Regions from separate parts of the Homo sapiens genome. Here region 2 is linked to region 1. A link is an interaction called in ENCODE POLR2A ChIA-PET data of the cell type or tissue named here. Cell type or tissue: HepG2. All regions are shown on one strand. Links, peaks and the distances in the headings refer to the core of each region. The heading gives the core; the rest is flanking DNA.

What was found. ChIA-PET counts read pairs that join two places held together with the same protein. Peaks named below come from ENCODE experiments on the same cell type or tissue, not always from the same donor. Only the 100,000 strongest peaks of a DNase experiment are listed, where the experiment ranks them.
Region 2: POLR2A ChIA-PET joins it to region 1 with 10 read pairs; 16 of 35 experiments call an interaction of 5 or more read pairs at or near these places.

The regions. Positions count from the first base shown.
Region 1 is chr16:3,274,587-3,289,568 of GRCh38, forward strand. ZNF263 (zinc finger protein 263) reads left to right here and starts at 8,905. Exons shown (of 6, transcript NM_005741.5): 1 at 8,905-9,619; 2 at 10,473-10,653; 3 at 11,095-11,168; 4 at 11,437-11,563; 5 at 13,868-13,984; 6 at 14,807-14,982. The coding sequence starts at 9,233. RefSeq lists enhancers at 7,878-8,383, 8,494-8,683, 9,394-9,897 and a silencer at 9,054-9,213. In HepG2, for the core only: no CTCF peak of the experiment used is centred there; DNase peaks (open chromatin) are centred at 8,015, 8,405 and 8,785; H3K4me3 peaks cover 3,796 bases.
Region 2 is chr16:3,185,488-3,200,469 of GRCh38, forward strand. It overlaps OR1F1 (olfactory receptor family 1 subfamily F member 1), which reads left to right and starts at 2,717. Exons shown (of 4, transcript NM_001370640.6): 1 at 2,717-2,992; 2 at 4,262-4,311; 3 at 5,751-5,850. TRP-AGG2-8 (tRNA-Pro (anticodon AGG) 2-8) reads left to right here and starts at 4,147; the gene lies at 4,147-4,218. TRK-CTT4-1 (tRNA-Lys (anticodon CTT) 4-1) reads left to right here and starts at 6,014; the gene lies at 6,014-6,086. It overlaps TRP-AGG1-1 (tRNA-Pro (anticodon AGG) 1-1), which reads left to right and starts at 6,502; the gene lies at 6,502-6,573. It also overlaps TRP-TGG3-5 and the pseudogene TRK-CTT14-1. RefSeq lists silencers at 4,116-4,275, 6,296-6,665. In HepG2, for the core only: no CTCF peak of the experiment used is centred there; DNase peaks (open chromatin) are centred at 4,174, 6,024, 6,484, 8,494 and 3 weaker places; H3K4me3 peaks cover 3,693 bases.

The DNA.
Region 1 (14,982 bases), core at 4,435-12,434:
AAGTACATGCCACAGTGTGGGAGCCGGCCAAGCAGCAGCTTAAACACCCCCTAGAGGTTTCCCATTGGCCACTTGGTGTTCACCCCATGTAAATGAACCAACCTCAGTCAGTCTGATTGGTTGCAACCAATCAGAGGCTGAAGTGAAGTTACAAAGTTACACTCCTGTGCAAACGTCTGATTGCAAAAAGCAGCCAGTCAGAGGTACCTTCAATTTCCCATCTGCCCCTCAGAAAAGGTGGGCATTGGCAAAGGGAGTAGCCTCTGGTCCTTTTGTTACTTATGCGTGGAAAGTTGGGGTTTTTCTTTCGATTTAGTTCTAGGAAGTCAAGGTGAACTGGCCTTCAGTTCCCTGCCTCCAGACCCTATTCTGCCTCAGTTCAAATACACAAAACCTAACAAATACCTATATGACCACCTTCCACAACTAATCAATGGCAGTGTCTATTAGTTTGACTTTGTTTCTATTTTACAAGAAGCAAAAGCACCTCTGGACTCTCCACTAGAGAGCTATGTGCAGCCACTCCAGCATGGTGCTCTCAGGGTAACCAGACTTCTTACACTAGCTCCAAGTGCAAGTTCTCCTAGCAAACAAGATAGAGGTTGCAAGGCCTTTTATGACCTCACCCTGGAGGTCACACCACATCTGTATTTCATTGTATTTCATTGGTAGCAGTCACAAGCTGCCCAGATACAAGGCAGAGGGACAGATGCCCCACTTCTTGATGGGATGAGTGGCAAAAAAAAATCTGTGACCATGTTTAAAACCCAGAAGATTTGGCTGTTAGAGATTTGTGAAGTTTTTAAAAGTTAAGAATTATTAAAACAAAAATAAAACCCAGGAGACAAGGTAGTGGAAGTGTGTCCCTCCCATTCACTGACCAAGGTGAGGGGACTCTAGTCCTTTGCTGCTGACCTTCAGCCTCCCTTCCTCTTAAAAAGAGGTCCTAGTTGGGGAGCGATGGCTGAAGAGTTACCATAAAATACCAAGTAGGAGCGAGGTGCGGTGGCTCACGTCTTTAATCCCAGCAGTTTGGGAGGACAAGGTGGGAGGATCGCATGAGCCCAGGAGTTCAAGACAAACCTGGGCAACATAGCAAGGCTCTGTCTCTACAAAAAAGGAAAAGAGTACAAAGTAGGGCCATTTAGTATGGTTTCATCTTTATTAAAAGTCTTAAGTTTTAGATTTTTGAAGTTATCACCAATAAAATATCCAGTTGTGGTCTTGTGTTGAGTGAAAATGTTATTTAAATGCAGATATTTAAAATATACTACAATTTTTGTGCTATTTTAATTTTCTAGGAGCCTTAAAAAATGTGTGGCTACTGAAACTGTGCCCCAAAGAGTTAAAGAAATCAGTAACTAACAGAAATTCTTGAGTCTGCAGGATGGCAGATAAGAAACAACTCGCTGGCCAGGTGCAGTGGCTCACACCTGTAATCCCAGCACTTTGAGGGATTGACCCACTGAAGTGGGTGGATTACATGAGGTCAGGAGTTCGAGGCCTGGCAGGTTGGTGGGCACCTGTAGTCCCAGCTGCTTGGGAGGCTGAGGCAGGAAAATCACTTGAACCCGGGAATCGGAAGTTGCAGTGAGCCGAGATCAGGCTATTGCACTCCAGCCTGGGCGTTGCAGCGAAACTCCTACTCAAAAAAAAAAAAAAAAAAAAAAAAAAAAAACAACTTGCTGAAATGCTGAAGAAATGCTGAAACTCCCTCCCTATAAGATAAAAGAAGAACAAGCAGAAATCTGTTGGAACCAATAACGCTGACTGGAGTCTGCACAGAATGAGCTTGCTGACATCACAGCCTGAATTTTCAACACAGGTTTCATGCTGTCCCTGAATTTGCATGAGACCCATTAAGTAGCTTGAAGAGGTAACTGCGAAAGCCCAAGGACTTTCCACATCTCCCCTTTCCTTCCACTAATAATCACCTACTAATCTCAGAATCCACCGCCTGAACCTTTTCTAATAAAAATAACTGCCTTAAAGCCAACACGGGGAGACAGCCTTGAGCTTGATATTCCTGTCTCCTTGTGAGTCGACTTGCAATACAAAGCTTTTCTTTTTTCAGAACCACAGTGTCATAGTATTAGCTTCTAGGGTATCAGGCTGGAATGCACTGGTGCGATTATGGCTCACTGTAGCCTCAATCTCCTGGACTCATGCAGTCCTCCCACCTCAGCCTCCCAAGCAGCTAGGACCACAGGCACTTGCCACCACGCCTGGCTAATTTTTGTTTTTTTTGTAGAAATGGGATCTCACTATGTTGTCCAGGCTGGTCCCGTGCTCTTGGGCTCAAGTGATCCTTCTGCCTATGCCTCCCGAAGTGCTAGGAAAAGCCTCCCAAACTGGAAAATATGGGATGGCTTCCCAGTTGTTAAAACACCCTGATTTGGGAGCTGATTGCTTATAAACACTAAGAAAAAGCTAAGAGCTGAGTTCGCCTTCCCATTCTGTTCTCAGGTTTCTCTCCTTATAGAGAGGTTCTGATCATCTACAAGCTTTGCTAAATCTGGGGTGTTTCTCTACTGATTTCCTAAATGTTTGTAGTCTTTTTTGTAAAATTGATGATTCAATTTTATTCTCCTCTGAAGTAACAATAGATGCAGAGTCTGACATTTCTTCAGCTTTGAAGAATCTGCATTTTCTCTCCTGATCTCAAAACCTGTAAGAAAAAGAAATTGCAGATATCACCCTGTCCAAGGAGAAAGAGGGGGGAAAATAAGAGTTGTATTAAAGTAGTAGAGAGAAAACAGAAACTGCTAAATAGAATCCCAAAGCCTTTTATTCCAAGTAAGGCTGAATTTTTCTTTTCTTTCTTCCCGTTTCTTTCCAGTGAACACTCACCTCTCCTGGAGTCAAGTCATTGTTTCTTTCCTTTGGAATCCTGCTATTCCTGCACCCATGGCTCTTCTCTAGGCTCCAGTGGGAAGTACAGGTCAGGGTTTGGGACTAGATATACTGGTCATAAGAAATACAGGGAACATGATAGTCTGGGTCACACTGATTTTTCCTGAGTTCAAGCCGATTTCCAGGACAGATGGCCTCTCCATATTTATTTCCTTCTCAATTAGGATTATTTCACCTGGAGCCTCTAACAGGCAGCTGGCTTTTTTTGAGACAGGGTCTTGCAGTGTCTCCCAGGCTGGACTGCAGTGGCACAATCTCAACTCACTGCAGTCTTGACCTCCCAGGCTCAAGGGATCCTCCCACCTTAGCCTCTGGAGTAGCTGGGACCACAGGCATGTGCTACCATGCCCTGATAATTAAAAAAAAAAACTCTGTAGAGAGAAGGGCTCTCTCTGTTGCCCAGGCTGGTCTTGAACTCCTGGCTCAAGCAATCCTCTTGCCTCGGCCTCCCAAAGTGCTAGGATTACAGGTGTGAGCCACTGTGCCCAGCATAACAGGCAGTTTTTCAACATTAGAACAAAATCTAGGAGTACGAAAGGCATACTGGAAAAATAATAAACAAACATTAGAACAAAAACAAAATAGGGGGAAGATCCTTTTGTGCTCAATTCAAAGCTATTCTCCTCCAATCTCTGGGAAGAGGAGTGAATTAATTCTGCTAGTCAATGCACTGATTTAGTTTTACCTCATTTTTTGAATATTTTGATAATAAAATTATCTAAGAACCAAAATATCAAGTTAATCTTCCTAAAATTCTGACTATATTAAAACTGAGAACTATTCTCTTATTGAATCCAAGAGAAGAGAGAGGTAAATGTGGTAGTTAAACTATGTCCTGGATTAATTTCAGTTAAGAGACTTTCAAATAAGAATTAGTATCTGAACTGGTTTGGTTGGCAACCAGCAAAAACAATCTTTACATGTTTGTTTTAGCTGAAGCCTAGAAGTAGATTGTCTTGATATTAACCAAAACAAATATCTAAGAGTGTTTCCATCAATCCAGACAATTAGTAAAATGGTCTCCAGTGTGGTCTCCCCTGTGTCCTGCCATGCCTCCCCTCACTGACAAAAGTTTGGGTTGCACCCTCTTTCCAAGTTCTTTCCTCTCCCTCCTCATCTTGACAGTTTACTGGTCTGAAAAAAAAAATAGGTTGGTAAATAGTGATCTAATATGCAAATAGAGGAATATGTCTAAATATTAACATTATCAAACAATATTAGTAAGACAGTTTGGTTAATGTTAGTCCAAAGGAAAATTTAAACTCCAGAACATTTAATCAAAATATAAGTGGCGTAAAATGTCTCATTTTATCTTTTCATGAGGAAAGGTAATATATTCCATATTAATAAAAATAAAATGCATTTCAAATGAAATGCCATTTAAATTTGCTATTTTGTTTATGATTGGATTTCAAAGCTAGGAGTAGGATCAAAGAGCATGTGGTACAGGTAAAAGAAAACCCTAAATCCAGCGCTTTGGGAGGCCGAGGCGGGTGGATCACCTGAGGTCAGGAGTTCAAGACCAGCCTGGCCGACATGGCAAAACTCCATCTCTACTAAAAATACAAAAATTAGCCAGGCATGGTGGCGTGTGCCTGTAATCCCAGCTACCCGGGAGGCTGAGGCAGGAGAATCGCTGGAACTTGGGCAGAGGCTGCAGTGAGCCTTGACTGCGCCACTGTACTCCAGCCTGGGCGACAGAGCAAGGCTCTGTCTCAGAAAAAAAGAAAACCCTAAGTCATAGATCAAAGGAATGCTGTAGTCAAGTAAACGAGGGGAGAGACCAAAGCTGGGGGGAGTGGCAAGTAGCAAAGGCTTAGAGTGGCAGAAGCTCCCGGAGGCTGAATGTACCCTAAGATGAAAGACAGGAAAAGCATCGATTTAAAATGACGGCTATGTTGCCCAGGCTGGTCTCAAAACTCCTGGGCTGAAGCAATCCTCCTGCCTCAGCATCCCTAATAGGTGGGGCTACAGTTGCATGTCACCACAACCAGTTAATTTTTAAAATTTTTTTTCTGTAGAGACGAGGTCTTGCCATGTTGCCCAGGCTGGTCTCAAAATCCTGGCCTCAAGTGATTCTTCCACCTCAGCCTCCCAAAGTGCTGGGATTACAGGCGTGAGCCACAGTACGTGGCCTAGTCTTGAAAGTCTTAACACTGTAGATTTCACCAAATGTCACTTTGAAAACCAGGCACAGATAACTGGCCCCTTGAGTACAAAGGAATCTGTAAGAGCTAGTTAGGGAATGAAAGAAGTCCCAGAGACAGAGTCTAGTACCCATGAGACCTAAAACCAGGAGTGGTAAGGGTTCTTTGTCGAAGATTCAAATTTATTTTTCTCTGCAACAGTCACGAAGTCACCTGCAGCTGAGGATGAGAAAACACAGTTAAGTCCTCACTTAACATCACTAATACGGTAAGTCCTCACTTAACATCATTGATAGGGTCTTGGAAACTGGGACTTAAAGGGAAAAGACATATAATGAAACTAATTTATTTTTGTCATCAACCTTATAACAAAATGTGCTTTCACTTAAGATAACAGTTTCCAACCTATCTAGGACATTGAGGACTTACAGTGTTAAGAAAGTAGAATCTGTACTGGTTTCAAAGGCGCTTACTTCTCTTCACTACTTACTTTTCACCAAAGCCCTAAAGTAGCAGTTCTTAGTCTTTTTGGCGGTTTTTAGAACTTGATGAAAGCTATGAACCCACTTACTAGAACATACAGATACACACACACACACACACACACACACACACACACACACACACACACATCCAATTTTGCATACAGTATCAAAAGGTTTACAAAAATCTCCAAACCCATCCATGGATCCTCTGGAACTGCATTGGCCAGTATGGTAATACTTGGCAAGACTAACTCCATTTTAAGTGCCCATTGGCTACCATCACAGAAAGTTCTATTGGATAGCACTGCTCCAGACATGGAGGCAGCTTAAGAACCCTGGCCCTGGCCGGGTGCAGTGGCTCACGCCTGTAATCCCAGCACTTTGGGAGGCCAAGGTGGGCGGATCACCTGAGGTCAGGAGTTCAAGAGCAGCCTGGCCAACATGGCAAAACTCTGTCTCTACTAAAAATACAAAAATTAGCCGGGTGTGGTGCGTGGTGCCTATAATCCCAGCTACTCGGGAGGCTGAGGCATGAGAATCGCTTGAACCTGGGAGGCGGAGGTTGCAGTGAGCTGAGATCCCACCACTGCACTCCAGCCGGGGCGATAGAGCGAGACTCCATCTCGAAAAAACAACAAAAAACCCCTACAAATCTGCTGGCCTGTTAACACCACTCCTAGTCTAATACCAGCTAGTCTGTTTTCCACATACTGGCAGATCACAAAGAATTGGAGGAGGACTACTACCACCACTGATTTTGAATAACCCTGAAAGTTCATCTTTTTTTAAAAAATTAAATTATTATTGCTATTTTTTGAGATGCAGTCTTGCTGTCGCCCAGGCTGGAGTGCAGTGGCACAATCTCAGTTCACTGCAACCTCTGCCTCCCAGGTTCAAGTGATTCTCCTGCCTTAGCCTCCCCAGTAGCTGGAAATACGGGCGTGCGCCACCATGCCCGGCTAATTTTTTTGTATTTTTAGTAGAGACGAGGTTTCACCGTGTTAACCAGGAGATGATCTCGATCTCCTGACCTCGTGATCCGCCTATCTTGGCTTCCCAAAGTGCTGGGATTACAGGCGTGAGCCAGCGCACCTAGCCTAAATTCATCTACTTTTAAGTACCTATAAATAGCATAAAATCAAAAGGACCTTAGATAGAAAATGATTAATCCCTCATTCTCCCTATCTCAAGGTATGTGTAGTTCTGCAAACATTCCCATGCCACAGATTCTGCAATAATAATCTGAGTGGCTTTTCTTTTTTGAGATAAGGCACACATTCAGGAACTTGCTGTGCATGCGTAACAGCTACTATTTATCGGATTCATACTATGTGCCAGGTACTGTTCTAAGCATCCTGTGTAGCTCCGCTCATTTCATCCTAACCCAGTGATATGAGGTGAGGTGCGTATAGTAGTCCCTCAAAACAAATGAGGAAACTGAAGTTTGGGGTTTAGTGAGATTACATAAGTTGCCTGAGATTACATAGTAAATGTCAGAGAAAAGTGGTTTTGAGGCTAGAGTCTTCTGCAATTGGTTATGAGTCTAGAATCTATGTCTCTTGAAATAGGAATGTCCAATGATCGTGCCATTGCACTTCAGCCTGGGCGACAGAGCAAGACCCTATCTCAAAAACAAAAGAACAGGAATGCCTAAAACCACCAGAATGGTCCTAGGGAGCAAACAAGGCTTTCCAAACTGGACCTTGAGTGCTATGGGGTCGCTGGCTCTGCATCTGCCACGACAGCCTGTGGATCTGTCATCTTCCCTGGAATAAAATTTTTAAAAAAGGCCAGGCGTGGTGGCTCACGCCTGTAATCCCAGCACAGTGGGAGGCTAAGGCGGGCAGATCACTCGAGGTGAGGAATTTGAGACCAGCCTGGCCAACATGGTGAAACCCCGTCTCTACTAAAAATACAAAAATTAGCCGGGCGTGGTGGTGGGCGCTTGTAATCCCGGCTACTCAGGAGGCTGAGGCAGGAGAATCGCTTGAACCCGGGAGGGGGAGGTTTCAGTGAGCCGAGACTGCGCCATTGCACTCCAGCCTGGGCAACAAGAGCGAAACTCCGTCTCGGAAAAAAAAAAAAAAGAAAAAAACTAAAATATCAGTACTCTTTTCACTTAGTCATCACAAACCCCTTTAATCCCATATTACCCTCTACTATCATGGTAGCCTCACCTTTGACGACAGACTAGCTGTGTGACCCAAGTAAATGACTTCAGTGCCACCACCTGTAGGAAGGGGCTGCTAATAGCATCTGCTTCATACTAACGTGTTTTCAGGATCGATCTGCATATAAACGCTCAATACACGGTAACTGATTGTCACATTCTATCCCAGGACGCTTCCATTTGCGGATCTCATGGCCCGGAGGACCTGGGCCGCCTCACAACTGGGCAGCCCCGCTCACCGACACAAAGCCCACAACCGCGCCCAATAGGGAATCGGCCCTGCGGCCCTCCTGCCACTCGCCCCCAACTATCACAGTCCACGGCGGAGCTGGAGGCAGATCCCGCCCTTGCAGGGCTGGGTAAGAGACTGAAACTTGGAGAATGAACTGCAGGCGCTGCACATCTCGGGCAGATTTAAAATTCGGTCTAAAATCGGAAGCAGGTGCCGCGAACCCAGACCCGAGCGCTCCTCTGGGACGTCCAGCCGCAGAAGCGAGCCCAAAGCCCAGCAGGGTTCTCCGCGGGACTCGGGGTTTCAGAACCGCCGGGCTCTTGGGCGCTCGCCCAGGGCGCACGCGCAGTCGCGAGGCCGCGCCGCGGACTGCATCTCCCAGCAGGCCCCGCGCAGCAGGCCACGCGGCGCCACTGACTGGGCGGGCGGCTAGCTCCCTGGCCTCCCCGACATGCCGAGGAGCCCCTGGCTTCCGGAGCCGACGAGGCCGCAGGGGCCAATGGGACCATCTTCAGCCAGCCCAGAGTAGCCGAAGCGGGTGGGGCCTGGCTTGGGAAAGGATTCATCCGGGGAAGCTGATTAACAATTCAGATTTCCGGGTCTCACCCCGACACTGACGCACTGGAGAGCGCGTGGCCCTGGGATCTGCGTTTTCCCAAGCGCTCCGGAGTAATTCTAACCCAGGTTGCCCGCCAGTCACAACGACCTCAGGCTTGTTTTCTTCGCTTGGATCCAGCTGCCCTGCCCCCAGTCACTCCCAGAATTTCAGGGCGCGCCCCGTGGCCCCGCCTCTCGTCTCCAATTGGTCCCTCGCTCATCCAGTCCCCGTAGGCCAATCTTCCCTTCTCATTGGTAGGCGGTGAGTGTGTGGAGAAACCTGACCTAATGGGCGCTGGAGTTCGCAAAACGTGACCCGGAAATTGGTCACGAGCAGGCGCCGTGGGCTTGTGGACGCCTAACTTGCGCGCTGAGATTTCCGGCGTGGGAGCAGAGGTCTGAGTCTTGCGTGGGTCCTCTATATAGGGTGAGAAGCGTGGCGCTCGGTTCCTGCCTCGGGGAAGTCCTGGCGCAGATGGGCCACGGGGCCGGCGTGGCGGCGCCTGGGACCGACTGAGGCCTAGGCGCCGGAGCCGGCCGCGCCTGGGCTGGAGCGGGGCTCCTCGGCCTGGACTGGGAGCCCCCGGCCCCGGGCTCCTGCTGGCGCCGTCCAACCTTACATGGGTTCAGGGCGCCTTCGTAGGCGGGCACGGCTGGTTTCGGGCTAAGGCGCTCTGGAGACCTGACGATGGCGTCGGGCCCGGGCTCCCAGGAACGGGAAGGGCTCCTGATAGTGAAGCTGGAGGAGGACTGCGCCTGGAGCCAGGAGCTGCCCCCACCTGACCCAGGACCGAGCCCCGAGGCCTCCCACTTGCGCTTCAGACGGTTCCGCTTCCAAGAGGCAGCTGGTCCCCGGGAAGCCCTCAGCCGGCTCCAAGAGCTTTGCCATGGGTGGCTTCGGCCTGAGATGCGCACGAAGGAGCAGATCTTGGAGCTGCTGGTGTTAGAGCAGTTCCTGACCATCCTGCCCCAGGAGATCCAGAGCAGGGTGCAGGAGCTGCATCCGGAGAGCGGCGAAGAAGCGGTGACCCTTGTGGAGGATATGCAGAGAGAGCTTGGGAGACTGAGACAACAGGTGAGAGAGAGAGAGAGCTGTTTTATCTGTGGTTTGTTTAGCCCTGAGCACTGGGACATTGCGCCCCCGGTCGAATTCAAGTAAATTGCCCTGAGTAGACCTTACGTGGGGAAGAGGACTTGTGATTTAACCTGGAACACTCATCCTCCAGATTTTCCCCCAAATGAACGAAAGCAGTGAAGAGTGCCCTGTTTCCACGCGGAGGCGGTGTCCCTGCAACAGTTAGTGTTAGCCATGGAGTTAGATCGCCAGCGTTCAAATCCTCAATCTGCTAGTACTAGCTTTGTTACTTTGGCAAGTTACTTGATCTCTTTCGGCCTGTTTTCCTATTCGTAAAATGAGGATATTAACATACTTTCTAGGGCTTAGAGGGAGAGCAGCATGTAAAGTTGTGAACACTACTAGCTTATGAGTGCTTAGTACTTGTTACCTGTTGTTATGTTAGGGTCCACGGTCTGGTCTTCTCTGCAAAGCTGGGCCTCCGTTAATTGTGAACTTTGAAAGATAATTTGGCACCGAGGCCCTGAGGTCATTGGTCCCCAGGGCTACCCCAATTTAGCCTATCCTATAGTGAGGAATAGAAGCACCTAGAAAAGGTGGGGAGAGCAAAAGGGAGTGAGGTGTATCTTAAGAGCTGTGTGGGGAAGGTGTGCTCTGGGAGTGGGCCCTTTCCCTAACCCCTCCCCCTGCACATGGGATCAAAAAAGCCTTTAGTGTAAACCATTTTTCTGTTACCTGGGCCCAAAGGGATCGCCTGAGGTTCTCTGTTGAAGGTTTGCTCTCAGTATCCTATACTAATTTCCCTTCCTCTTGGGCCCTGTTGTGATGATGAGTGATGTGGGTTGGTTCCCAGGTCACAAACCATGGGCGGGGAACAGAAGTGCTTTTGGAGGAGCCTTTGCCTCTGGAAACAGCACGAGAGTCACCGAGCTTCAAGCTGGAGCCAATGGAGACTGAGCGAAGCCCTGGCCCCAGGCTGCAGGAGCTGCTAGGCCCCAGCCCCCAAAGGGACCCCCAGGCTGTAAAGGAGAGGGGTGAGGCACAGTTATCTGGGCAGGTGGGAGGGAGGAGGGGCTTGGGGGTTGCCCCCGACACTAGCTGGATGTAGCAATGATGCGAAGGAGAAGGAATTTCTGAAGATCAGGTTCTCACCTGTGGAATGAAAGACCTGCAGTTGGTGGTGTGGGTTCTCCTGGGGCTGGGGGAAGGGAAGGGAGTCTCAGTAGAGCCCTTTTTTATGCAGAACAGAGGCGATTTAGAACCACTTGAATGACGCAGGGTTTGGAGTGCTACTCTTGGTACTCCTTCCCTCTCACCCTGTCATTTTGGATATCAGCTGATTAGGCCTCTGTGCAGTTTAGCGTCATTCCCAAAAGCAGAGGCTGGGTGTTGGGGAATGGATACTGTGTTTTAATAATCCTTGGGTTGCCAAGAGTTAGGAATGCCATTCTCATTATAATTTCTGTCACCTTCAGCATTATCTGCTCCCTGGCTTTCTCTTTTTCCTCCTGAAGGGAACATGGAAGACAAGGAGATGACTGGGCCCCAGGTGATGTGGAAGTTTCCATTGTCTCCCCCCAGCACCCTTCCTCCCCTGAGTGTTGGGGGTGGGGGTTCTCCATGTGGAAGGTCCTTTGTCCCTTACCACAGCGTCTCCCCCACTGCTTTGTCTATTTCACACCTCACTTGGAGGCCTGATACCCTTCTTCCCCCCTGACATGTGCTTGGCATCCCTGGATTTTGCCCCTTTAACCCATGACTCTGCTTGAATTGTTCTTGGTGCATCAGGGGCTAAAGGAGATCTTGTGCTGTTTCAGTTGCCTGAGAGCTTAGAGGACGTGGCAATGTACATCTCCCAGGAGGAGTGGGGGCATCAGGATCCTAGTAAGAGGGCCCTCTCCAGGGACACGGTGCAGGAGAGTTATGAGAATGTGGACTCACTGGGTAAGGACTTCTTTTCCAGGGATGATGACTGCGCCATTTCTGACCAGGGTCCTGCCCGTTATTCATTCACCTCCTGGACACAGACTCTGAGTTTTGCCAAGAAGCCTCCACAGGAGACTTCCCTTTGTCTAAAGTCCCCTGTACGAGAGTCATGTATCTGCCAAGTGGTACAGTTGGCACAGGCAGCCCGGGACTGGAGTCCCAGCTGCCAGAGCCTAAGGCGAGTCTGAGCCATGTGCACTTCCTAGGGCAGAGCAAACCCAATGCGGTGACAACCTGCCAGCATCACACACATGCAGTATTCCAGGATGCTGGGGGGCTCTAAATGGTTGATTCCTTGCAATTTTCAGATGCTTATTCTTATGAGCTCGCCAGTGTTTCCTGTGTTCCGTTAGTGTTTCTAGGCTCGTCCCCAAAGACAAAAATTTCAGGGGTAGTAGGATCAACATTCCAGCCTATCATCTCTCACAGCCCATAAAAATTCAGAAAGTGGGGAGGGTCTTGTGGAAATTTGGAAACAATGTATAGCTCCAAAGTAGGCCATATCATAAATTAAGATTTACCTATGTCTTGTACTGTACTCAGAGTTTTAAAATTATGCCTACGGAATATGACAGACTGACATATAGTTGGATTTAGGTGGAGGATATGCTTGTATTTATTGTACAATTCCCTCAACTTTTCTGTATGTATGAGAATTCTTTTAATAAAAAGTTGGGGAAGTCTTAACATAAAACAAGACTGTGTGTACATTATGATTATACCTATGTTGAAACACACCAGTAGAAAGACTCACTGGTGTGGTGGTGGTAGTCCCAGTTACTCAGGAGGCTGAGGGGAGAATCACCTGAGCCCAGTAGGTCAAGGCTGCAGTGAGCTATGATGATGCCACTGCACCTCAACCAGGTGACAGAGTGAGACTCTGTTTCAAAACAAACAAGACACACCGCACATTGTTTCCATATATCAGGTTTGCCTAAAAAGTATCACAACTGTACATTTGTTGACACTAATTCTGCAAACGCAATCTTGCTCACTGCAACCTCTGCCTCCCGGGTTCAAGTGATTCTCCTGCCTCAGCCTCCAGAGTAGCTGGGATTACAGGCATGCGCCACCACACCCGGCTAATTTTTTGTATTTTTAGTAGAGACAGGATTTCTCCATGTAGGTCAGGCTCATCTTGAATTCCCGACCTCAGGTGATCCACCCGCCTCCCAAAGTGCTGGAATTACAGGTGTGAGCCACCACACCCGGCCTTTTTTTTTTTTTTTTTTTTTTTTGAAGTGAGTCTCACTCTGTTGCCCAGGCTGCTCTGGAACTTCTGGGCTCAAGCAGTCTTCCTGCCTTAGTCAGGAAGTGTGCCACTGTACCAGTTTCCATATTACTTTTCACTGCTGTGATGTCCAAAGTTGAACATGGCCCTTTTAGTGAGAGATGCTAAATAGGAAAAGATCAGATTACAGCTTGTTGGAATTAAACTTCTGTTGGAGTCCATGTTTGCTGGAGGTGGAGGTTTTTGTTTTTCTTTTTGGCACAGCATAGAAATGGCACTTGTGGGTTTTAATCTCATGGTCCTCTTAGAGCCCTGGGTCCTTTTCTGATTGTCTATTATGTTATATTTTCTTTCCCTGGAGTTGTCCGGTCAAATTTAGTTCTATTTTGTATTTATATGTAGAGACAAGGCCCTTTTATGATATTAAATGGATTATTCAAGGAACTGACCATGTTCATTTTATAGTTATTTCAATTACAGTAGTGTACATTCTCATTGCAAAAAAAAACATTCCAAGTACCATGAATATTTAAAAAAAAAAAAAATTGGCCGGGCGCAGTGGCTCACACCTGTAATCCCAGCACTTTGGGAGGCCGAGGCAGGCAGATCACTTGAAGTCAGGAGTTCGAGACCAGCCTGGCCAACATGGTGAAACTCCATCTCTACTAAAAATACAAAAATTAGCCGGGTGTGGTGGTGCACGCCTGTAATCCCAGCTACTTGGGAGGCTGAGGCAGGAGAATCGCTTGAACCTAGGAGGCAGAGGTTGCAGTGAGCGGAGATCGTGCCACTGCACTCCAGCCTGGGCGACAGAGTGAGACTCTGTCTCAAAAAAAAAAAAAAAGTCTCCCTCCCCTAATTTCTTTCTCTAGAGGTATCCACTGGGAACAGTTTGTGTATATTCCAAGTAACTGCTGTCAGATTTATGGAGCATTCTGTATTTATCCACTGAGGGCAGGGAACAAGACTGTTTCCCTACCCTGGTAGAGGAAAGTGGCAGTACAGAAATCTGTTTCTTTCATTGTGAACAGAGTCTCACATTCCCAGTCAGGAGGTCCCAGGCACCCAGGTGGGACAAGGAGGAAAGCTATGGGATCCCAGTGTCCAGAGCTGCAAGGAGGGCCTGAGCCCCAGAGGCCCAGCTCCAGGTAAGGAATGAAGACAAGTGGCCTGCGCAGCAAGCAGCAAGGCTCTTGCAGTTAAGAGTGAGGCATTTTTTGGTTTTGTTTTGTTTTGTTTTGAGATGGAGTGGCACTCTTGTTGCCCAGGCTGGAGTGCAACAGTGCGATCTCGGCTCACTGCAAGCTCCGCCTCCCAGGTTCAAGCGGTTCTCCTGCCTCAGCCTCCCGAGTAGCTGGGATTACAGGCATGCGCCACCACGCCCAGCTAATTTTTTGTATTTTTAGTAGAGTCGGGGTTTCTCCATATTGGTCAGGCTGGTCTCCCTGACCTCAGGTGATCCACCCACCTCGGCCTCCCAAAGTGCTGGGATTTACAAGTGTGAGCCACCGCCCCCAGCAGAGTAAGGCATTTGAGGATTTGGGTGCAGGGCCGGCCCAGCACAGCTGCTAGAGAGGTACATTACGTCCTTTGACCCTGCCATTCTCCATCCCAGTGAGGCAAGTGAGGAACCCAGGGTGCAGAGTTCAAGGAGGCCCTTATTCTTGAGCTTACTTGTCCCACCCTACTCTCAGCCCTGCTCCATCCCACCCATTCCTGAAGGGCAGAATCGAGAGGCTCAGGTGGAAAGGAAAATTCTAAGACTGGTCTCGGCTCTGATTCCTTGACCAGTGGCCCGACCCTTTATCCTGATGCTTCTCCAGAGTGCTTTACCTTTAGGAGAGGATGGGATTCTGAGGTAGAAGCAGCCCTTCTGGGCTGCTGACCTAACAGGCAGCGGCAGACAGGTGGGATTTTCTTTTCTCCAGCATAGAAATAATGTACGGGTTTGGTTTCTCTCTCTCTACCAGGAGAAGAGAAATTTGAGAACCTGGAAGGTGTTCCGTCTGTATGCTCTGAGAACATCCACCCTCAGGTGCTGCTTCCTGACCAGGCCCGAGGGGAGGTGCCCTGGAGTCCTGAGCTGGGAAGACCTCATGACCGGTCGCAAGGGGATTGGGCGCCTCCCCCAGAGGGTGGAATGGAG
Region 2 (14,982 bases), core at 2,792-10,791, 91 kb before region 1:
GGAAGATGGTATGAAGGCCCAGGGAGAAGATGGCTGTCCCCAAGCCAAGGAAGGAGGTCTCAGCACCAACCAACCCTGCCCATACTTAGTCTCAGACTCCAGCCTCCAGAATAGTGAGAAAATAAATTTCTGTTATTTCATCCACTCAGCCTATGGTACTGTTATGGCGACCCTAGCAAACTAATACAGTATTATTCAATAATACTAAATATTATTCTGTCATAATTAGGAATGAATTATTGACATATGCAACAAGGATGAACCTTGAATACATTATGTTAAGTGAGAGAAGCCAGACATGAAAGACTGCTATTGTATAATTCCATTTATATCAAATGTAGAGAACAGGCAAATGCGTGGAGACAGAAAGCATACTAGTGGTTGCCAGAAGATTGGAGGAGGGAGGAACAGGGAGGACTGCTAATGGGTACTGCATCTGTTTTGGGCTGATGAAAACATTCTAGAACTAGATAGTAGTGACTGTTGCACAATCACATGAATATATAAAAACCACTCAATTACACACTTTAGTGAATTTTATGGTATGTGTAGTATATCTCAATTATCAATATACTGAGTCAAAGCATATGCCAAAATTGGAGAATTCAGACATATAGCTATTCCCCACTGGCTTCTGTGGTAAGGCTATGAGATAAACTAGGCCTAGAATGGAATTGATGCAGCGGGCAGTTCAGAAAGTGGGGAAAGAAACTTTGCTAGTGAGGTGAGTGGTTTTTCATGTTTATTGGCCATCTGTGTGTGTGTGTGTATGTGTGTGTGTGTTTGCTTTCCTTTTTCTGTGAATTACCTGTTGGTGTGCAAAGACAGCTGTTTACGTGGTTCTCTAGCCAGACTTTCCAGGGCACTTCCTGGCTGTGTGAACTTGAACTAATTCCTTAACCTTTCCAGGGCTCCAGTTGTGTCATCTGTAGACATGAAGATAATGGTGTACTCCTCGTGCATCTGCTGAAAACAACATGAGGCTGGGTGCAATGGCTCACGCCTGTAATCCCAGCACTTTGGGAGGCTGAGGCAGGCGGATCACCTGAGGTCAGGAGTTTGACACCAGCCTGACCAAAACAGAGAAACCCCGTCTCTACTAAAAATACAACAATTAGCCTGGCATGGTGGCACACGCCTGTAATCCCAACTACTTGGGAGGCTGAGGCAGGAGAATCTCTTGAACCCAGGAGGCAGAGGTTGCGGTGAGCCAAGATCACCCCATTGCACTCCAGCCCGGGGAAAAAGAGCAAAACTCCGTCTCAAAAAAAGAAAGAAAGAAAACAGCATGAGTTAGTTCATGGAAACCAGCAGAGTCTAGTCCCTATTCAGTAACTGACGAGAATGAGCAGTTGGACTCTATTCTGTTTCCTTTTTTTTTTTCTTTCTTTCTTTTTTTTTAGACAGGGTCTCACCCTGTCAGGCTGAAGGGCAGTGGCGCAGTCTGGGCTCACTCTAAACTCCATCTCCCGGGTTCAAGCGATTCTCGTGCCTCAGCTTCCTGAGTAGCTGGGACTACAGGCACGCGCCACCATACCAGGCTGATTTTTGTATTTTTAGTAGAGACAGCGGTCTGGCATGTTGGCCAGGCTGGTTTCGCATTCCTGGCTTCAAGTGATCACCCGCCTTGGCCTCCCAAAGTGCTGGGAATACCGGCGGGAGGTACCGCGCCCAGCCTCCTTCACTTTTCTGTGACTTCCAGAGCAGACAATACATAAGACACCGGGAGAGATGCCTGCAGGTGAGTAGACAGGGTTCTCCTTGGCTTCCTTTGAGTCTCAAGGAAGTCACTGAAGCAGCGGGCCCAGCTGCCTTTTACGCCTCACGCCAGCCTCCAGACACACCCATTGCACCATGTACTGCTACTTGGCAAACTTTGTCACGGAAATCCAATGTTTCCAGTTTCTGGGTCCCGAAACTCTTCCCATGCAAGCTCTAGGACAATCTCTTTTTCTCCAGTCTCCACTTCAAGGCTCAGTTGTTTTCCACCTATGGCCCTTAGGGCCAGCCCGAGGCTACACTTGCCAGCCAGAGAGGCTGCGGCAAGCAGCGTTTATGCTCCATAGTCCCAGGTGAGGAAGACGAAGCCTTTTTTGTCATAGATCTTCATTTCTTTTCTTAAATGTCTTTTAAAAATATGCCTATGTAATTTTTTAAAGGATTCGAAATCTATGTAGCCCAGTAATAAGCCCTTAGTTTGTAACTTCGATTGTATTTTCTTTGGATTATCATTTGCCGTTTTAAAACCTTGGATAAAATCTGTGTATTTCCTTTATGATTTCTGACATCTCTATCCTGCCTGGAAATCCTTTTACCTTAGTAATAGGCAAATGCACCTATATATCATACCAGCACGACATTGAAACCACCAGCTCATAACCTCAGCGGGTAACCTTGTTGGTTTACCCAGCAGGAGTAAAGCCTGCCTCGGAAATCTGAGGGTGGCCGCGAACCCACAAGTCAAGATTCGCAGGTGCGCGCGCTAAGGACTGAGCTATTGGGGCGATGGAGAGAGTCTCGCTCTGCGTCAGGGACGGAAGGACGTGTCCCCCACCAGAAAAAGGAAAAAAAAAAAAAAAAAAAGAAAAAAGAAAAAAGGAAGCGGCGGCTCGTTGGTCTAGGGGTATGATTCTCGCTTTGGGTGCGAGAGGTCCCGGGTTCAAATCCCGGACGAGCCCCCTTTTCCTTCTCTTTTTTCCCATTTCGCATTTTCAGCAAGGACAGGAGACTAGGAAGGCGGAGGGAGGCTGCTATTGGCAGGGCCTCAGTGGAGACCTCCCGGGGTCCCGGGACGCAGACGGACGGGCCTGAATCGCTCGCCTTGGTGAAATGGGATCCAGCGCTGCCAACTGCGGCAACTGCGGTTAAAGGAGACGACCCCGTGCAGCAGGAGGAGGTTATTTAGAATAAGGAAGAATGCGCCGGGCTCATTGGTCGCTACAGGGGCATAAATTTTTTCTAGGATTCCAGAGTATGGCTGCTCCAGTCCCAGGTGAGCCCTCCTCCGCTTAAAATTCCAGTTTATTCGGAGAAGGGGAGAATACCGGAAGCGGGGGAGAAGGGAGGGGAGTGAGTGAGAGGAGGGAGGCGGGGAAGACCGGGCATCCGCGGGCAGCACTTCAGTCGGCCCTGGCGGGGTGGGGGTCTCGGCCCTTGTCCCCACCCCCAGACCCCGGGGCCTTCCCACTGAGAGCGAGGGAATTCGCGGCTTTGATCTGGAGGGGACAGGGAGCCCCTTTTAGCCCAGATCTGCTGGATTCTCGGGAGTCAGGTGAAATCTGGATACAGGGAAGGGCAGAGTGACAGTAAAGGGTGCCCCGGAACCGATGCCCGACGCCTGCTGCCCCACGGCCTTCATTCTTGCTCCTCCTCACGTCCTGGGGACTGGAGGTCCCGCCAGCTCCCCCCAGTGAAGGGCAAGGGGGCGCATCGCAGAATCGCCCCTGGTGCGCAGCGTAGTTGGTGGCCTAAGCCGTCTTCTCCGAGAGCTCAGCCATCCTGGGCACTTGAGGCCAGGCAGGCGCTGCGGGGCTGGTTCAGTCGATGGAGAAAAGAGACTCTCAGCGTCAGCCTTTAGGGTTCGAGGCCCACGTGGGAAACTCGCTTTCTGGGTTTTGGCTTCCCTGGGGAGAAGGGAGGACCGGAGCCGGAGAAGCGTGAGGTGCGGCGAGGTAGGGTGCCTGGTAGCTGGTGTCTCGTGCACTCCGTCAGGCCTTTATTGAACACCCATTGGTGCCACGCTGAGGGACTGCAGCGTTTCCAAGGCGAGCTTGCAGTGATCGAGGCTCGCAGACCCTCAGCGCAGCCGCTGCCTGCTATTGGGAGGTTCCCATGTCCTGCGGAAGCTGGAGCTCCTCACTGCGCGCCTCGGAGACGCCGAATCCCCAACTCAAGGCCGAGTGGCGGTGGCGGGCGAGGACCCAGGGCCCTTCTGGATTGTGGTAGCGCCAGGGCTGCTCCCCATTTTGTGCGTCGCGGAGGAGGGGCCGGGGCTCTGGGCTTCCGCCACACCCATCCTCACTTGAAATTGCCCCTTCCAGGCGGGTCTGAAATAAGATTCTACTCACTGGGTCCTGCTGGGTCCGCCCCAGCCGCCCCCAGGATGCTAGGACGCCCACAAAGATAACCTTAATGCGTAAATCGTGTGGCTCGTTGGTCTAGGGGTATGATTCTCGCTTAGGGTGCGAGAGGTCCCGGGTTCAAATCCCGGACGAGCCCGGCTTTTGGTGCAGGGTAAAAGTCGTTTCCTGCTCTTTTTTAGATTCGGCTCGACTTACAGACCTCAGCGCAGGACGTGGACGCCCTGCAAAGGTAATTTGTACAAAGGTCTCAAGCTATGTTGACGCCGCCTACTATCCCACTACCTCTTCTTAAAATTCATCTAGAGTCCTGTCACCAGTGTTGCCAGAGCCCTTTTGACAAGCTATTTTTTTTGTCGTTTGTTTGGTTTTTGGTGGTTTTTGTTTTGTTTTGTTTTGTTTTTTGTTACTTCTGGCAGTGCAAACTCGAGGCACCGAAGAAGAGACAAGTCCCTATATACAATAAGAGCCGAATCTTCACAGTCAGACGCCTTAAAAGGTCCAGCCTGGGACTCCCACCCACTATCCCCGGTTCTAGCAGTCGCAGTCTTAATGAGAGAGTGAGCCAGGCACTCGAGCAGTGGAGATAGGCTATGGGTGTTTGCGTCTGGGGTCCAGAGACCTCTCCCTCCCCACATCCCGTCACTCCTCACCTGCGTGTAGCCTCTTGGGGCTCCTCTGCTCCCCTGTCCTGGTTTTGGAAGGAGTACGGACTGAACCCTGGAACCCGGGTACCCCGTCCTGAGTCCCAGCGCCCACCAGGACTGGGGCCTCCTCTGGTCTACTCTGAGGACAGATTCTATTGGCAGGGACTTCATTTTTGTTTGGGACGCTGGGTTTGAGAACGTGCTATGAATCAAGAATCAAAGAAATTTACAAGGAAAATGGACCCAGCACAAGGAGGCAGGGAGGCAGGGCTCACGCCTGCAATCCCAGCACTTTGGGAGGCTGAGGCAGGTTAATCACCTGATGTCAGGAGATTGAGACCATCCTGGCCAACATGGTAAAACCCTGTCTCTACTGAAAATACAAAAATTAGTCGGTCATGGTGGCGGGCGCCTGTAATCCCAGGTACTAGGAAGGATGAGGCAGGAGAATCGCTTGAACCCCGGAGATGGGGGTTGCAGTGAGCTGAAATGGCGCCAGTGCACTCCAGCCTGGGTGACAAGGTAAGACTCTATCTAAAAAAAAAAAAAAAAAAAGACCGCAAAACAAGGTATCATGAACAACAAGTCATCAACAGTAGGCAACAGAAACAAAATTGCAAACATTTTGGATGCAGACTATTGGGAAGTCTGTAATACAATTATCCTTAGGAAAGGCAATAAAGAAAATATCTTTGACAACGGGACCTATGTAAAATGCTCTCCTTTGAACCTTCTAGATTGAAAAAACAACCAAATAGTTCTAGATATAAAAGCACACAGTAATGGAAACGGAACAGCTACATGCACGTCACAGTAGGTTACAGTGCGGAGCGACACCTGCGAGGACTTCTGTGAGCTCCCAGTGAGCTTCAGACATTCTGTCTGCAGCTCCAAAGATGGGTTAATTTGCCCGATACACAGCAGAACTCTCCTGTTCCTGTAATTCGAGTGGCCTCCAAAAAGAGGTTGTCGTTGACTCTTTTAGGTGCGTGCAGTGTGGGTATGTTTTTTCTCTTTCTGAAAGGAGGACATTTCAGCGGACGGCAGAGAATACAGATTTATGCCAGCGCCCTGCGGAAGGAGCCTCTGGCGGGTCATCTCCATTTATGGGAGATCGCAGAGCGGTGAGCAAAGTCTTGCACCAGCGGGGATGTCGGGGTGGAACTGAACCTGTTGTAGGGGACCCCCAGTGTGCCCTGGTTTCTGGGGCTGATTCATTACGTCACTTAGTTTCTACTATTCTCATGCCACCCCGCCAATTACTAGACATAAAACGTTCCCAGGGAAGCCCGGCTAGCTCAGTCGGTAGAGCATGGGACTCTTAATCTCAGGGTCGTGGGTTCGAGCCCCACGTTGGGCGACTTGTTTTCTTCCTTGCTACCTTGGAGTTCTGGAAACAGCCAGCATTTAATGAACACTACCAGGTGCCACATCGCGCTCTGTGATGGTATCCCCTCAATGATTGAATTTTGGTCTCCGCGCGCTCCCAGCAGCAAGGATTGTCAGTGAAATGACCAAAGGCAGCACCGGGACGGGCTGGTTGCCAGCCAGGGGCAGAGGGGCGGGGGCGGGTGAGAACTGAGGGGCCACAGGATGGGTGTGAGGGGTGCAGGGGCCTCTCCCCACTTTGTGCGGTGCGGAGAGGGGCCGGGGCGCTGGCCCACCCACTGAGTCTGCAATCCCAGTCTCCTGTCACTTTGCTTTCGCAGGCTTGAGCTTTATCGCTCCAAGTACTCCACGGCTGCCACAAAGAAAAGTAAAGGGCCTGCTGCTGTGGCTCGTTGGTCTAGGGGTATGATTCTCGCTTAGGATGCGAGAGGTCCCGGGTTCAAATCCCGGACGAGCCCCTCTTCTTATTTTTGAGACAGAGTCTCGCTCGGTCGCCCAGGCTGGAGTGCAGTGGCGCTATCTCAACTCGGTTGAAGCTCCTTCTCCTGGGTTCACGCCATTCTCCTGCCTCAGCCTCCTGAGTAGCTGGGACTACAGGTGCCCGCCACCACGCCCGATTAATTTTTTGTATTTTTAGTAGAGATGGGGTTTCACCGTGTTAGCCAGGATGGTCTTGATCTGACCTCGTGATCCGCCCGCCTCGGCCTCCCAAAGTGCGGGGATGACAGGCGTGAGCCACTGCGCCCGGCCAACAGCCATGCACTTTCAAGGGCTCAAGTCCAGGGTTTACTCCAGTGAGACTCAACCCCTCGGTCCTGGATTTCTCTGCTTCAATTTATAAAATATAAAGTTACTGGGGGAATTTAGAATATGGATTGTATATTAGATCGCCTTGTCGCATGAGTGTCTGAGGTCCCGGAAGCCTCATTGGTGGGATGAGTATCTTGAGCAGCTCCAACACTGCTGAATTTTTACCACTAGGTAAATGACAGTCACAGCGGATTCCAGGGGTTGTGTCCACGATCCCGGGGGGCGTCGGCTTTGAGCAGCCTCAAGGGGAGGGTTTTGTCTGGCTCCTTGCTTCCTCTCGCGCCGAGCCTGGAAAAGCGAGGTGCAGGGTAGAATCTCCCGGGCCGCCTCCGTGTCCCGGACGTTGGCCCAGCTCTGAGTCGCGGCGCTCGGCCCTGGGGTGCGGCCCGGGAGGCTGCTAAGAGGGCGCTGACTTGGGCTTGCAGTTGAGCTTTTGGCGGTCCGGTGGGGTGTCTGACTCGCGCCGTCTGCAATCTTCCTCCCGGGTACTGTGCCCCGCGGGATTAAAAAAAAAGAGTTTTTAAAAATTTTTTATCTTTTTTGAAATGGCGTCTTCCTCTGTCGCCCAGGCTGGAATGCAGTGGAGCGATCTCGGCTCACTGCAGCCTCCGCCTCCCAGGTTCAAGCGATTTTCCTGTCTCAGCCTTCCGAGTAGTTGGAGGAGCCACCACACCCGGCTAATTTTTGTATTTTTAGTAGAGACGGGGTTTCGCCATGTTGGCCAGGCTGGCCTCGAACTCCTGACCTCAAGTGATCCACCGCCTTGGCCTCCCAAAGTGCTGAGATTACTGGCGCGAGCCTCCACGCCCGGCCCCTGCAGGATCTTTTGTCATGCCCTGGACCCCAGGAGGACCTGACCTTTATTAAACACAGTGGGGCTGTCAAGGGCCTCGCGTCAAGGCTCAGCGCTTCACCGACGCACCCAGCCCGAGACCCTCCGTTGCTCTCTGACTCCGAAGGAAAATCTAGTTCCTTCGGGCGCCTGGGACTCCTTTCTGGAGGATCAGACGAGTCGGGCTCCGCGAAGCCCATGCGGGCTGGAGGATCGGAAACCACGCGGGAGAGGATAGCGCCGGTGGCGCGAGGACGCAGACTGCAGAGCTCTACGGGGAATGGGAGTTTTCTCTCGTTCACTATGGCGTCCCCGGCGACCCGAATGGAGGCTGCTGCGTTGCAAGAACTGGGCTAAGACTATTTTTTTTGAGACAGGATCTCACTCCCGTCGCCCAGGCTGGAGTGCAGTGGCGCCATCTCGGCTCCCTGCAGCCTCCACTTCCTAGGCTCAAGCGATCCTCCAGCCTCAGCCTCCCAAGTAGATGGGACTACAGGCGAGCGCAACCACAACCGGCTAATTTTAAAATTTTTGTAGAGACGGGGTCTCGCTATGTTGCTCAAGCTGGCATACTTCCTTGAATAAATGCCCAAACCAATTCTAGGGTCATTTTCTAGCCACCCGCGATAAGTTATTCTGTCTTTTAATATTCTCAGTAGGGCACGTGGTAACTGCCCCAGTGGCCTGATGGATAAGGTACTGGCCTCCTAAGCCAGGGATTGTGGGTTCGAGTTCCACCTGGGGTAAGACAACACCGACCGTAGGTGACTTGGGGTAAGGTATCACGCCTTTTAAAAAGGACAAAGCATGGAGACACATAAGTAGAAAAACTTTGCAAGAATAAGAAGAAACGGCATGAATTTGGAAGAAAAACAGGGCATTAAACAAGACACACAATCTCCTCTCTCTCTAGGATGAGAAGAGTGAAGATTTTACTTACCTCTCTCCACATCAAAGGGACAAGAAAAAGCAATGTACAGCTTTTGTATATATCAAAGTGGGAAAATGTTGGAGGCTGGTTTTCTGTTTTGGTTTGTTTGTTTGGTTTGGTTTGTCTTTCTGTTTTAGAAAGCACCCCTTGTATACACACCTCTTTGGCCCACACGTTCCATTTCATAGAAATAAGAGTACCATGTATGTACAAGGATGTTTTATTGCAGTAATTTTGTTCAAAAACGGGAAGGGAGATGACCATGAATAGGGGATGAATTGAATACAGTTTGTTTCATTAATGTTGCTCAACCTCAGAAAAGAACGTTCAATCTATCCTGGTTGACTTGGATATCCCCCACGGGAGAGATGTATGACACTTTACAAAACAAGCAGCGACTCTGAGGCCCCAGATGTTTGTGTATGATCAGTGCCAAAGGCTCTTGGCACTCGGGCCAGAGGAGAGGAGGGGAGAAAAAAGATTCTAGTAAAATGGAAAAATATGCAGATCAAAAGTAAACAGGAACAGGAGAAAACAGAGGTCTCTTTTGGAATTTAAGGGGGGCACTTGCGGAATTGGAAGTGAGGTGGGCAGATGATCATGTGGACTTAATGTGGTTTATGATCGTGAGTGATTTAGGTCTCGCTATGTTGTTCAGGCTGGTCTGGAACTCCTGTGCTCAAGTTATCTTCCTGCCTCGGCCTCCCAAAATGCTGGGATTACAGGCGTGAGCCACCGCCCTTCTTCTGTGACTTCTGATAGTGACTCCTGGGCATGAAAGACCTCGAGGGTGGAGTCTTGGCATCGGTCCAGGATTTGGGGTCCAGCAAGTGCTGTCCAGATTGGCGTGTCACTCAGTGAGCACTCTGGTGGCGGAAGGCCCCGTGTCCCCCGGAGCACAATGCCAGCCGTGCTCCGGGAAGCGCATCCCGGCCCAGGAGGGTGCTTCTTGCTCAGAGCCCGGGTCCTGGACCCAATCTCAGACCCTGCGCCTCCGGCGCTCTCCCCCCAACCGTTCCTTCTCTTCCTGCCGCTACGGAAACAGGAGAGAATCCTCCCTAAAAAGACAGGTAACTCATTGTGCTAATTGCGTTTACTATTAAAAAAAGAAAAGAAAAGAAAACAGAAAAAAAGGCAAAAAACAAAACAACAAACAAACCAAAACAGCTACCGCGACTTGTGTGCGGGTTAAACGACGCACTAGCTTCAAATGCGGGCGTCCATCCCAGTGAGAAAGGAAACAGGGCCCGGCGCGGTGGCTCAGAGAGGCAAGGCCGGGAGATTACCTGAGGTCAGGAGTTCGAGACCAGCCTGGCTAACATGGTGAAACCCTGTCTCTACTAAAAATACAAAAATATTAACCGGGCGTGGTGGGGGTGGCCTGTAATCCCAGCTACTCGGGAGGCTGAGGCAAGAGAATCGCTGGAGCCCGGGAGTTGGAGGTTGCAGTGAGCAGAGATCACACCATTGTATTACAAGCCCGGGGGACAGAGTGGAACTCAAAAAAAAAAAAAAAAAAGAAGTGAAGACCAGCAACTACCTCTGATACAGAATCCACCCTCTTTCTTTTTCTGTTTTGAAAGTCCATTTTGTTAACTGCTATATCCCCAGTGCCTGGCACACAGAGGTGCTCAATACATATTTGAGAGCATGAATTACTTTATTGGGCAATGTGGCCCCCAGTACATCTGGGCACACCTTGGGACTGAGAACATAGGGTGGGATGTACCCTCCCACCTGGGTGCGCAGCCCCACCAGGTGGGTTTGGTCACTGAGCCCCTGCCTGGGGCTTCCAGGACCCCAGAGTCTCTGTGCCACCCGCCAGCAGGACGCGTGGGTCACGTCTCTCCTGGTGGACTTTCTCTTCTCCTGGGAAGGGCAGGACCCAGCGAGCAGTTGGTGGCACTGCCTGATTCATCCTCACGTTCATGTCAAGTGGTGAGCACACACTCCATTATCAGAAAACCTTGCAGTTATGCCCAGCTAGCTCAGCCGGTAGAGCACAAGACTCTTAATCTCAGGGTCGTGGGTTTGAGCCCTGTGTTGAGCACATGTTTCCTTTTCCTTTGCAGCCCTAGGCTGCAGAGAAGGTTGAGACATGGAGTACTCTCAGGTCTTTGCCCAGTGAAAGTTTTTGGATGAAGGTTAGTAACGTTTAGCAAGACTTAGGAGATGCTAATCGGGGCCATTAAAGTTTTAAAGTAAAAATATTATTATTATTATTTTGAGATGGGGTCTCCCTCTGTTGCCCAGGCTGGAGGGCAGTGGTACGATTACAGCTCACTGCATCCTTGACCTCCCAGGCTGAGGATATCTTCCCACCTCAGCCTCCTAAGTAGCTGGCACCACAGGCACGCACTACGACACCCAGCTAATTTTTAAAATTATTTTTGTAGAGATGGGATCTCACTATTGTTGCCCAGGCTGGTCTTGAACTCCTGGGCTCAAGAGATCCCCCTGCGTTGGCCTCCCAAAGTGCTGGGATTACAGATGTAAGCCACCACGACTGGCGGTGAAATTAATCTTTTTTTTTTTTTTTTTTTGAAATGGAGTTTCGCTGTTGTTGCCCAGGCTGGAGTGCAATGGCGTCCTGCAACCTCCGCATCCTGGGTTCAAGCAAGTCTCCAGCCTCACCTCAGCCTCCCAAGTAGCTGGGATTACTGGCGCCACCACCATGCCCAGCTATTTTGTTGTTGTTGTTGTTTTGTTTTGTTTCTTTGAGACAGAGTCTCACTCTGTTGACCAGGCTGGAGTGCAGTGGTGCAATCTCAGCTTCCTGCAACCTCCGCCTGCCGGCTTCAAGTGATTCTCCTGCCTCAGTCCCCCAAGTAGCTGGGATTACAGGAGTGCGCCACTGCACCTAATTTTTGTATTTTTTTCAGTAGAGACAGAGTTTCACCATGTTGGCCAGGCTAGTCTCGAACTCCTGACCTCAGGTGATCCGCTCTCCTCAGCCTCCCACAGTGCTGAGATTACAGGCATGAGCCATCACACCTGGCATTTTTTTTTTTTTTTGTATTTTTAGTAGAGACGGGGTTTCACCATGTTGGCCAGGCTGGTCTGAAACTCTTGACCTCAGGTGGTCCACCTGCCTCGGCCTCCCAAAGTGCTGGGATTACAGGTGTGAGCCACTGTGCCCAGCCCAAAACTAATCTTAATAATACATTTTATTTGAACAAATGTTTTATGTCACAAGTAATCAATATATACATTATCAATGAGATAGGTTATGTCGTTGTTGGTTTTTTTTTCTCTCATTCTAAACCTTCAAACTCTGGCATGCTTTCCTCTAAGGCACATCTCAACTTGCACAGGCCACATGTCAAGGGCTCCAGAGCCACCTGCTGCTGGGGGCCAGTTCCTCAGACAGCGCAGTCCTACATCTGACTACAAGCTTAAATGTGGCCACATGTCAAGGGCTCCAGAGCCACCTGCTGCTGGGGGCCAGTTCCTCAGACAGCGCAGTCCTACATCTGACTACAAGCTTAAATGGGCTGGGGAGAGAGGGAGAGGGAGAGGGAGAGGGAGAAGGAGAGGGAGAGGGAGAAGGAGAGGGAGAGGGAGAAGGAGAGGGAGAGGGAGAAGGAGAAAGAGAGGGAGAAGGAGGGAGAGGGAGAAGGAGAGGGAGAGGGAGAAGGAGAGGGAGAAGGAGAGGGAGAGGGAGAAGGAGAGGGAGAAGGAGAGGGAGAGGGAGAAGGAGAGGGAGAGGGAGAAGGAGAGGGAGAGGGAGAAGGAGAAAGAGAGGGAGAAGGAGGGAGAGGGAGAAGGAGAGGGAGAGGGAGAAGGAGAGGGAGAAGGAGAGGGAGAGGGAGAAGGAGAGGGAGAAGGAGAGGGAGAGGGAGAAGGAGAGGGAGAAGGAGAGGGAGAGGGAGAAGGAGAGGGAGAGGGAGAAGGAGAGGGAGAGGGAGAAGGAGAGGGAGAGGGAGAAGGAGAGGGAGAAGGAGAGGGAGAGGGAGAAGGAGGGAGAGAGAGGGAGAGAGAGGGAGAGAGAGAGACAGAGAGAGAGATTATAAGGAATTGGCTCACGCAGATGGAGGCTAACAGGTCCCCAAGTATGCAGGGTGAGTTGGCAAACTGGAGACCCAGCAGAGCTGATGGTGTGGTTCTAATCCGGAGGCTAGCAGGCAGGAGGCCCAGGAAGAGCGGGTGTTTTCATGGGATTCTGAAGGCACAAAATAGCTGGTGTGCCATCTGGCTGAGGCAAGTAGGCTGACATGTTTCCCCTGTTGGTGGTGGGGATGACACATGCAGAGAGAGGACAGGCTTAACCCCTTAAGCAGGGGAAATGCCTGATGAACATGGGTGTTTTAGGGGAATCAACACAGTTCTGTACAGATATGCAAGCGGGGACAGGGAACAGGTAGCTCTCCTGGGCCTGGTCTATGTTGGACCTGATGGTGGCAGCTGGCAGGAGATGAAACAAAACAACAGTGAGACTTTGTACTTCAGGTGAAAGGGTAGTGGCGAGGTCCTGCCTGGTAGAAACCATGAGGTCTTCTGACCCTTTTTGTTTACCCTTAAGAAATCACAGCGGTGGACGCGGTGGCTCACGCCTGGAATCCCAGCATTTTGAGAGGCGAGGCAGGAGGATCACTTAAGCCCAAGCGTTCAAGATCAGCTTGAGCAATATGGCAAAACCCCGGCTCTACAAAAAATACAAAAATTAGCTGGGCTTGGAGGCTGTGATGGGAGGATCGCTTGAGCCCAGGAGCTTGAGGCTGCAGTGAGCTGTGTTCACTCCTCGGCACTCCAGCTTAGGTGACAGAGCAAGATCTTGTCACAAAAAACGAAAACAAAAACAAAATCAAAACCCATTAAAGAAGGTGAGGATGGTGGCTCACGCCTATAATCCCAGCACTTTGAGAGGCCAGGGCAGGAGGATCACTTGAGCTCAGGTGTTCCAGACCAGCCTGGGCCAGAAGGCAAGATCCTGTCTCTACAAAAAAAAAAAAAAAAAAAAAAAAAAAAAAAAAAAAAATTACCTGAACATAGTGGCATGTGTCTGTAGTCCCAGCTCCTCAGGAGGCTGAGACAGGAGAATCACCTGAGCCTGGAAGGTTGAGACTTCAGTGAGCTGTGTTCATACCACTGCATTCCAGCCTAGGCAACAGAGGGAGACCCTACCTGAAATAATAATAATTATTATGATGATGAAAATAAAAATATATAATAAAAGAGATTAAATAGCTGGGCACAGTGTCTCATGCCTGTAATCCCAGTATTTCAGGAGGCTGAGGTAAGAGGATTGCTTGAGCCCAGGAGTTCAAGACCAGTCGAGACCAGCCTGGGCAACATAATGAGACATCATCTTTACAAAAAATTTAAAAATTAGCCAGGTGTGTTGATGGTCTCACTATGTTGCCCAGGCTGGTCTCAAACTCCTGAGCTTAAGCGGGCCTCCCACCTTGGCCTCCCAAAGTGCTAGTGTTGACCATTGATATGATACCTTGGTTTATGTATTCTTGGTTTAAAAGAATTTAAACAAGAGACACACAGCAAAACAAATGCAGCATAGAGTAACTTCTTGCAAAAGAAAAAGGATATTTTGAAAGTTATGGCTGGTTGCAGTGGCTCACACTTGTAATCTCTCAGCACTTTGAGAGGCCAAGGCGGGCGGATCGCCTGAGGTCAGGAGTTTGAGACCAGCCTGACCAACATGGAGAAACCCCGTCTCTACTAAAAATACAAAATTAGCTGGGCATTGTGGTGCATGCCTGGCAATCCCAGCTACTCGGGAGGCTGAGGCAGGAGAATCGCTTGAACCCAGGAGGCGGAGGTTGTGGTGAACCGAGATCATGCCACTGCACTGCACCCCAGGCAACAAGAACAAAACTCCGTCTCAAAAAAAAAAAAGAAGAAGAACAAAGTTAGGTGCAGAATAGACAGTACACCCTGAGAGAGAGGGAACTGAGGGCAGGCCGCTTGTAAGAATGAGACAGCAAAGATGCACGAGGGAGACTCCCTTTATGGGAGCCTTAAATGGTTATTCATAAGGAGATGAGAGAGGTGTTACTAGTAAGCCTGTTCTGGGTGGTCTTCTTCTCAGTGCACAAGTGCTGTAGCTGTGAATGCTTGTTCATAGGTTGCACGTCTCGTTAGCATCTTAAATCTCCACCCAGGGATATGTTTTTTACTATTAAAATGAGGAAAAAGGCTGGGCATGGTGGCGCATGCCTGTAATCCCACTTTCGGAGGCCGAGAGGGGCGGATCACTTGAGCTCAGGAATTCGAGACCAGCCTGGCCAATATGGTGAAACTCTGTCTCTACTAAAAATACAAAAATTAGCCGGACAT